Linked DNA regions of Mus musculus: region 1 is linked to region 2. The links are chromatin loops, found by intact Hi-C in ENCODE. Cell type or tissue: left cerebral cortex. All regions are shown on one strand. Region 1 overlaps Otud7a (OTU domain containing 7A). Region 2 has its middle 100 kb from the start of A26c2.

Region 1 (4,000 bases), 820 kb after region 2:
GAAGAAGAAGAAGAAGAAGAAGAAGAAGAAGAAGAAGAAGAAGAAGAAGAAGAAGAAGAGGAGGAGGAGGAGGAGGGGGAGGGGGAGGGGGAGGGGGAGGGGGAGGGGGAGGGGGAGGGGGAGGAGAAGGAGAAGAAGAAGAAGAAGAAGAAGAAGAAGAAGAAGAAGAAGAAGAAGAAGAAGAAGAAGGAAGAAGAAGAAGAAGAAGAAGAAGAAGAAGAAGAAGAAGAAGAAGAAGAAGAAGAAGAAGAAGAAGAAGAAGAAGAAGAAGAAGAGGAGGAGGAGGAGGAGGAGGTCCCTTGGCGTCACCATCCCCATCCCACCCATAACGCCAGACTACTTGCCTGTCCTGGCTTTTTCCCTCACGGCACACCCTTCTTCAAGAGCTTCCAGGGAAGCTAGGAAGCATCATGATAGTTTAAATGGGAATTCCCCCAAAGGCTCACGTTTGAATACTTGGTCCTCAGTTGGCAGAACTGTTGCAGAAGATTAGAAGGTATGGATTTGTTGTAGGAGGTGTGTCACTGGGGTTAGGCTCTAAGCTTTTAAAAGGCTTGTGAATCCCAGAGCTCTGGATCTGTCTCACGGTTGTGGATCAAGGTGTGAGCTCTCAGCTGCAGCCTGGACTATAACACTCTGAAATAGTAAGCCACGTTACTCACTTTCCTTTCTAAGGCATTGGTCATGGTGTTTTATCACAACAACAGCAAAGTAACTAAGACAGGCACCGCCCACTGAGGACTAGTCAGAGCTTCAAGGTCACTGTAGCTTCCCATTCGAGCCTTTACATGATGGAGAGCTGCTGCAGAAGAAGGTACACTGCATGAAGCTCTGCTCACTGAGCCAACACAAGAGCTATGTAGGAGGAGACATGGCCACTTGTCAACAGCTTCCATTGTCAGCCCACCCAGCGCCTGGTCATACTTCAGAACAGGCTCGGGTGGGTCACTGGCCAGCCAGCAGCACGAGAGGGCATGAATGCAGGCCTCCCCACTCCTGCTTATGGTTTCTTCAACATGTATTTGCTTGATAAATAAGATGCAACTATGATATACGTCTTGAGAGCCTTCACAGAAGAAATGGAGAGGGCACTCACTTCCTGGGGCCATGGCACCACAGTGGCTCTCAGGCCTCAGGAGAAGGCCACGGGAAAGATGTGCTTGGGACTTGCTGCCACACTCATGTCTCCCACCATGCTCACCCAACTGGGACCAAAGACAGGTGGGATCCTGAGTACACCCCAGGGAGACCCAGTGTATGCCATTCCAGCCAGTGGCAGGAGTGTCGTAGGACCACTGCAGCTCATCTTCCCTTCTTGATAGAACTCTTTACCTATGTAGTGAGCATGGTTTATATTGTATTTTATCATATGAGAAGTTGTTTCATGGCTCCAGTGCAGTAGTCAGGGTGGACCGACTCTCAGCACCTCTAGATAAGCAATGACCACCCGTCAAACCCTACGTATAAAAGACTTGAAGTCATGTGCCACCTGCCCAACAAGTGTATGTAGTTGGGCTAGAACCATTCTCAAGACCAAGAGAACCCTGGGGATTGATGGGTGAGGTAGTTAGTTGTCTTAGTTAAGGTTTTGTTGCTGTAAAGAGACACAATGACCATGGAAACGCTTGTAAAGAAAAACATTTGGGGATGGATTACAGTTCAAAGGTTTAGTTCACTATCATCGTGGCAGGCAGACATGGTGCTGAAGAGGCGGCTGAGAGTTCCATATCTGGGTCTGCCGGCAGCAGGAAAGGAACTGTGACCCACTAGGCCTGGTTTGAGCTTCTGAGACCTCAAAGCCCACCCTCTGGTGATGCACTTCCTCCAACAAGGCCACGCCTCCTAATAGTGCCCCTCCTTATGGACCTGTGAGAGCCATTTTATTCAAACCTCCACAATGGGTATTATATAACCCAGCCCCCTAAGAGGGAGCCAGGCAGCTTTATAGGTAGGAATGTGTCCTGCTGGCCAAGTCTTTGTTGGAAAGGTTCCCTGAGTCTTGTGGACATGGCTCTAGAAAGTTAAAGATGAAGGGGGGGGTGGCATCCTCTGGAAGGTAAGAGCCATTTGAAACTCATGGAGTGTCCCTCAGATTCAAGGGACCTATTATTACTACATTTAGTGGCTTCTATCATAGAATAACTTGAGGGCTTGGATCTTTGAGAACCCACCAAGTATCACTTTAAAAAGTTGCCTTTGGCTGTAACAGATGGAAGGAGTAGGTGGTGACTGGGCACCAGGAAACACATGTATCAAGTAGGTGACAGACCATCTGATACAGCATACACTGGCCAAGGAAGTTACTGTGATGAATCAAGTCAGAAACCTCTGAATAGCTAGGGCCCAGAAGTTTCTCCTTTTAAAAGTAAGGCCATGGTCCTACAATCTCCTTCAGGGACAAATATCCAGGGCGCAAAGACCTAGATCAAATCATTGCAATCAGGCCCAACTCACAATACTTCAAATCAGACTTTTCAACTACAATTGTGAAGAGACACGTTCAGTAGAAACCATACTTGGGATTTTGAGGTTTGATCCAAATAGGCCCACCTCCCTCAAGCTCCACCCTCTCCCTCAAATCCGCCTTCTCCTGCACCACCCTGGAGTTCAAACCTTCAACACCCCAAGGGCCATGTCCTAGTTTAGTTTTCTATTACAGTGATAAATACTATGACCAAAAGCAAGCAACTTTGGGAAAGTGGTTAATCTGTCATTCACCTTACAACTCTCCATCACAGAAGGAAGTTAGGACAGAAACTTGGGGCAGGAACCAGGAGGCAGGAACTGAAGCAAATGCCATGGAGGAGTGCTGCTGGCTGGCTGGCTCTACACAGCCTTCTCACCTTGCTTTCTTATACCATCCAGAAACACCTGCCAAGGGTAGTACTACCACCTATGGATTTGGCCCTTACACATAAATCACAATCAAGACAATATCCCATAGGCATGCTTACATTCAAATCCGATAAGGGCATTTTCTCCACTGAGGTTCCCTCTTCACGGATTACCCTAGCCTGTGTCAAGCTGAACAAAAAGGGGGGAAAAAAAGCCAACCAGCAAAAATGTATCCTTTCTGAACTTGACACACACACAAAAAAAAAAAAAAAAAAACACATCAGTATTAATCCATAACCTCTCTTTTCCTGTTTGTCCCCAAAATTGTTACTATTAATATAGAACATAATATGACCTTAAAGGTCCTACAGTCCTTAAAAATTCAAACATATTAACTTCAAGTTTTCTTTAGTATCCAAAGTCTCTCCACTGTGGGCTCCGATAAAATTAAAACTAAGTTACATACTTCCTTATTCCAAGAGGTACCACTAGGTACGTTCACAATCAAAGCAAAAACCGGATTTCAACACTGTTAACTCAGTACCCAACATCCGGGATTCACTAATGCTTGTCTGTGCTCCGAAATGCCTGGGCAGCTCTACTTCACCACTGCCATCCGGTGCACACAGCTTGTCCCATAGGCTCAGGCTAGCACTGTTCCACGTCTGCCGCTGTCCTTGGTGCTCACACCACAGCCCTGGCATCTCTAACATGCTGGTGTCTCCATGGCAGTTGGTCCGTATATCCACCAATGGCCTCCACTGGCCTCTCTTCAGGGACCCTGACCCTGCCACATGATGCCAAGCCTTGACCCCTTCAAACCCTGCAGCTTTCACCTCACGAAACTCAGCATCATAGGAGACTCTTACACGTTACCACATTCAGCTTCCAGCTTGAGATGCAGCCTTGGCTCACTCTGGACCACAGCCTCTGTGTGATGACCCTGAAGAAATACTTCCAGGAGATTTCACCTCTATGATGCTGGTGTCTTACTAATCACAGCTGACTTCTCAGCCCCAACTAAACAGCGTCAATCCCAGTAAAGCAAAGGCTTCATTTCCGTGGCTCTGGTCTCTTGTTAATCATAACTGATTCTTCATCTACAGGTGACCAAGAACTACAGGTTCTTAATTCAAATATATTTATCACATGAGTGGCCTTAATA
Region 2 (4,000 bases):
GATTAAAACAACAATTGTAGGAGATTGGGGGTAGTCAAATCATGCAAATTAAGTAGGACTGAAAATGATATTTATATTGATTTTTTTCAAGGACTCTGGCTTTTTAAATCAATACACATTGATTAGCTTCTACATAATCTAAATTAACAGTAAGGTCTACTGCAGTTACCTTTGAACTTTCAGAGTCAGCAAACAGCTTGCAACATTTTCAGTAGGTAGAACGCCACTGGTGTTGGTTCACTGGATAAAACAACAAAAACTGCCCCTCTTCCCCAGTAAAACCACAATTAAATATTCTTAAATAAAGTTCCTTACCTTAAAATGATAAATTATACACAAAAAAATGACTGCTTTCAGAGGCACAACCATAGACATGATGGTTTCAGACAGATGAACAGAAGCGTGTGTGTGTGTGTGTGTGTGTGTGTGTGTGTGTGTGGTGTGGTGTGATCTTGCATTTAGGGTTGAGGGCCCAGCCCCTGGCAATCCTCAGTGCAGGACTATCCTACCAAAATTGTATAGTTATCCTAATTATACCTCGACTTACACTATCTGCACCACCCCAGTGGTAATCTGCAACAAACTTGAGTTCTGTCCCAGAGAAACCAGCAGATGCAATATCTACCTAGGCAGGCACAGTGTTTCAGGCCTCTCTAAGCACTTTCTAGAATGTCTGGTCCTGTAAGTTTTGCTAACCAAATTTACCTTCTTCAGATCGAGTGATGACACTGGGTCAGGGATATTTAACAGAACATTACCCTGATTGGGGGGGGGGGGGGAGGAACCATTAGAATTCACCTTCCAGAGTTGCCAAAAGAATCACACAGGCCCCAAACCCCTCAGCATGAGAACACGTTGCAGGTGTGTAACTGTAGGTTTCTTGGTGTTTGTTCATCTTCCCCAGTCAACAGTTTACACATCCACATTAATAAATCAATTTGCTTGAATATCTATTTAAGTGCAAACTTCATATTGCATATCAAAGCTGTACTTGCCACCTAAGGCAAAGGTTTTTCTACTGCAGTAAATGTTCACTTACACGAAATCCCTTGCAGTATTCTGAAAGGCCTCAAGTCTTCCATCATATCGACATTTATATACAGATCCATTTTTATGTGAGAAAAGGATGGGCATGATTGAATACAGATGGATATTCAACTTGCTAAGTGAATATAAAAACATCTGGATGCACATATGCAGGACTCCCTTGTGTCTGCCCATGCTGAGGTGGCCACGAGGACGATGGCCTGGCAGTTTTCACTTTAGATCTCAAGCAGCCTGACGCCCAGATGGTGACATAGCAGGCATTCTAGGCAAAGGTCAGCCAGACTTCTGTCTACTTCCCATGCAGGGTCACAGGTTTGTCTACAGACATTTCACATCTACATGGGTGTCTAAGTCCAGAGCTTTAGAATCGAACCTCTATACCTGCACTGCTAGGAGTTCATTGCACAGAAAATAATGTAGAATGAAGCCTTTGTCTGGAAAGATGCTCAACAAGTGGAAGTGTTCTAAACGCAGGTCTTTGCAGAAGCTTCTTTTCAGTGAACAGGTCAGGACTTTTTACTACGGCTCCCTAGGGCCAGTTCCATATGGGCAGAACTACATGAGTATAGAAGACCAAAACTTGATTGCTTCGGTCCTGATGCCAAACCCACACATGTGTTCTTACAGAGGTCCAACTGCAGTACTCTGTACAGAAGCCCGCAATACCAAACCTCAGACAGTTTTTTGTTTTGTTTTGTTTTTGTTTGTTTGTTTGTTTGTTTTTAGTTCACAAAGGACAACAGAGCAATCAACCACTGGGGAATGGTCCTTCTGAGAGAAGGGTGCAATTGCTATATTTACCACAAGTGGGTGCTATTGTACAGCCTATCCTGAGACACAGTTTTAAAAACTGAGCCCAGAGAATAAGCATCTACTTGAGATGTGTATTTACATATTTATACATTTATGAACACTGTAAATTCATTTAAAAATATAAATATATGCCTATGAGTGTAGACAGAAATACTTCCTTCCCAAGTCTGTGTACGCTGTGGATTCCATCTAAGTCAAATTCCGGCACATTTTACCCCAATGATATCTCCAAATCCCTGTGACATCACAGACTTGGAAGCAAGGCAAAGCTCATCAACTCACCCTTATATATAGGTTCAGGGAACTGAACTTGGTCCTGGGCAAAAGCAGCAATGTGTTCTTGATCTCTGAGCCACCTCTCCAGCTCCATGAAAACACGTTTTTGGTTTTTTTTTCAACTTTCTGCCTTGAAACAAAATGTCCACAAGCCATGAATGCTGACACACCCTAAAGTCTCGGCTAAGTGAGGGTCAGGAAGCAGGAGAATCACATGAACATCAAAAGTTGGAGGTCAGACTGGGCAACAGAGACCACTTCTCTAACCAACAGACATTATAAATACATTTAAACAAAACACATGCAAACTTAGAGAAAATATTAGAATCATGCGTAAAAATATAAGAAGTTCAAGATTGTTACATAAAAAGAATATTTTATGGTGAGGAAAATGCCCTCATATTAATTCTGACACTGGTAAATAACCTAAGGAAGCAATTCCAAAACTAGAAGCATGACTCGGCAGCAGACTTGTGAAAATACTTCAAGAGAATTTTTTCTTCTTTCCAAATACATGGGCAGTTGTGTTGTGTATCTACACCTCATTGGAACCAACACAGTAGTACTTAATTTCCTTGATAACTGTGTACTTTATAATTACTCCTTTGGAGGTAACACAATGGTTACATGGTTACACAAACACAAATGGCAACATCTTTTTTTTTTTTTTTTTTTTTTTTTTTGCAGTTGTAGCAGTTGAACCCGTTGACTTAGCATCCAAGGCAAGCACAGAGATACAGCACGTTAAGTCTACTTCTTCTACTATCTCCTGTTGTTAAACATACAGGAAACATGCCCTCAAACACTGCTGAGGAGTAGGTATTGATACAGCCTGTCCAGAGAACAGGCTGCCAATTAAACTCACTGATTTACTATTGGGGATTTATGCTGGAGAAGTAAGCAAGCATGAACCAGTCCAAAGATTAACTGTGACCCTATTCATAGCACAATTGATTATAACACAAACCCTTTGGAACAAAACCTAATGTCTTTTTTTTCCTCCATTAATTTGTTTATTTATTCACTTTGCAGTCTGATGGCGGGCCCCTTCCTTCCTCTCCTCCAAGTTGCATGCTCATACCTCCCCTCATTCAGAGAAAAGAACCCTCCTGGGTACCCACCTACCCTGTCCTGACAACAGGACTAAGAGCATCCTCTCCCACTGAGGCCAGACAAAGCAGCCTAGCTATAGGAAAGGATTCCAAAAGCTCACAACAGAGATAGAGACAGTTCCTGCTCATATTATTGAGGGACTCACATATTGGATTCTTAGTTTGAAACTGTGTCATGTAAGCTTTCCTTGCTTCATAAGCATTGGTTCTATTTGATTTTTCGGTATTATATCTACTGAGGAGGCAGAACCCAGCACTGACTATGAATGTGATTCTCATGCCTGGCAGACATGGTCTTGGTCAGAAAACAACAGAGCATTGCCCACTAGTTAAATGACAGAGGAAATCCTAAGCTCTGTAGTCGACTATTAAGCTAGATTCAATTTCCCCCTAGCAGGAATCACTAAGGCCAGCTATTATTAGACGGACATATTTTCCTCAGAAGTGCCTTATCTCTTTCATCTGGTGCCATTCCCTGGCCTTTGAATGACCACAATTGAGTTCTGTCAAGCAAACCTAGAAAGGCTATCAATTACCTTCTCTATGTACATATACATGGCAGCCAGCTCTCTCTGATGGTTGGTACACAGCTGATTTTGTGTCTAAGAAGAGTACTAGCTGCACTTTCACACACCTGGACCATACTGTAAATATTGCCTTGTATACTCCCCAAGGACTTCTAGGTGAGAATTCTGCTGAGAGGAGAACATGTCCCTGCTGGAGGACTGTGCCCTTTCATCTGGTAAGTGTGC

Evidence for each region. A loop is a pair of places that touch in the nucleus more often than their neighbours do. Peaks named below come from ENCODE experiments on the same cell type or tissue, not always from the same donor. Only the 100,000 strongest peaks of a DNase experiment are listed, where the experiment ranks them.
Region 1: it touches region 2 in a loop (4-fold over the local background); 3 of 42 quality-filtered maps call a loop at or near these places.

The regions. Positions count from the first base shown.
Region 1 is chr7:63,741,087-63,745,086 of GRCm38, forward strand. All of the region lies in intron 11 of Otud7a (OTU domain containing 7A), which reads left to right. Among named protein-coding and RNA genes, the nearest start is that of Gm39023, 110 kb to the right of the region's middle. In left cerebral cortex, no CTCF peak of the experiment used is centred here; DNase peaks (open chromatin) are centred at 1,987 and 2,227.
Region 2 is chr7:62,923,012-62,927,011 of GRCm38, forward strand. No RefSeq gene overlaps it. Among named protein-coding and RNA genes, the nearest start is that of A26c2, 100 kb to the left of the region's middle. In left cerebral cortex, a CTCF peak has its summit at 1,840; DNase peaks (open chromatin) are centred at 1,885 and 2,086.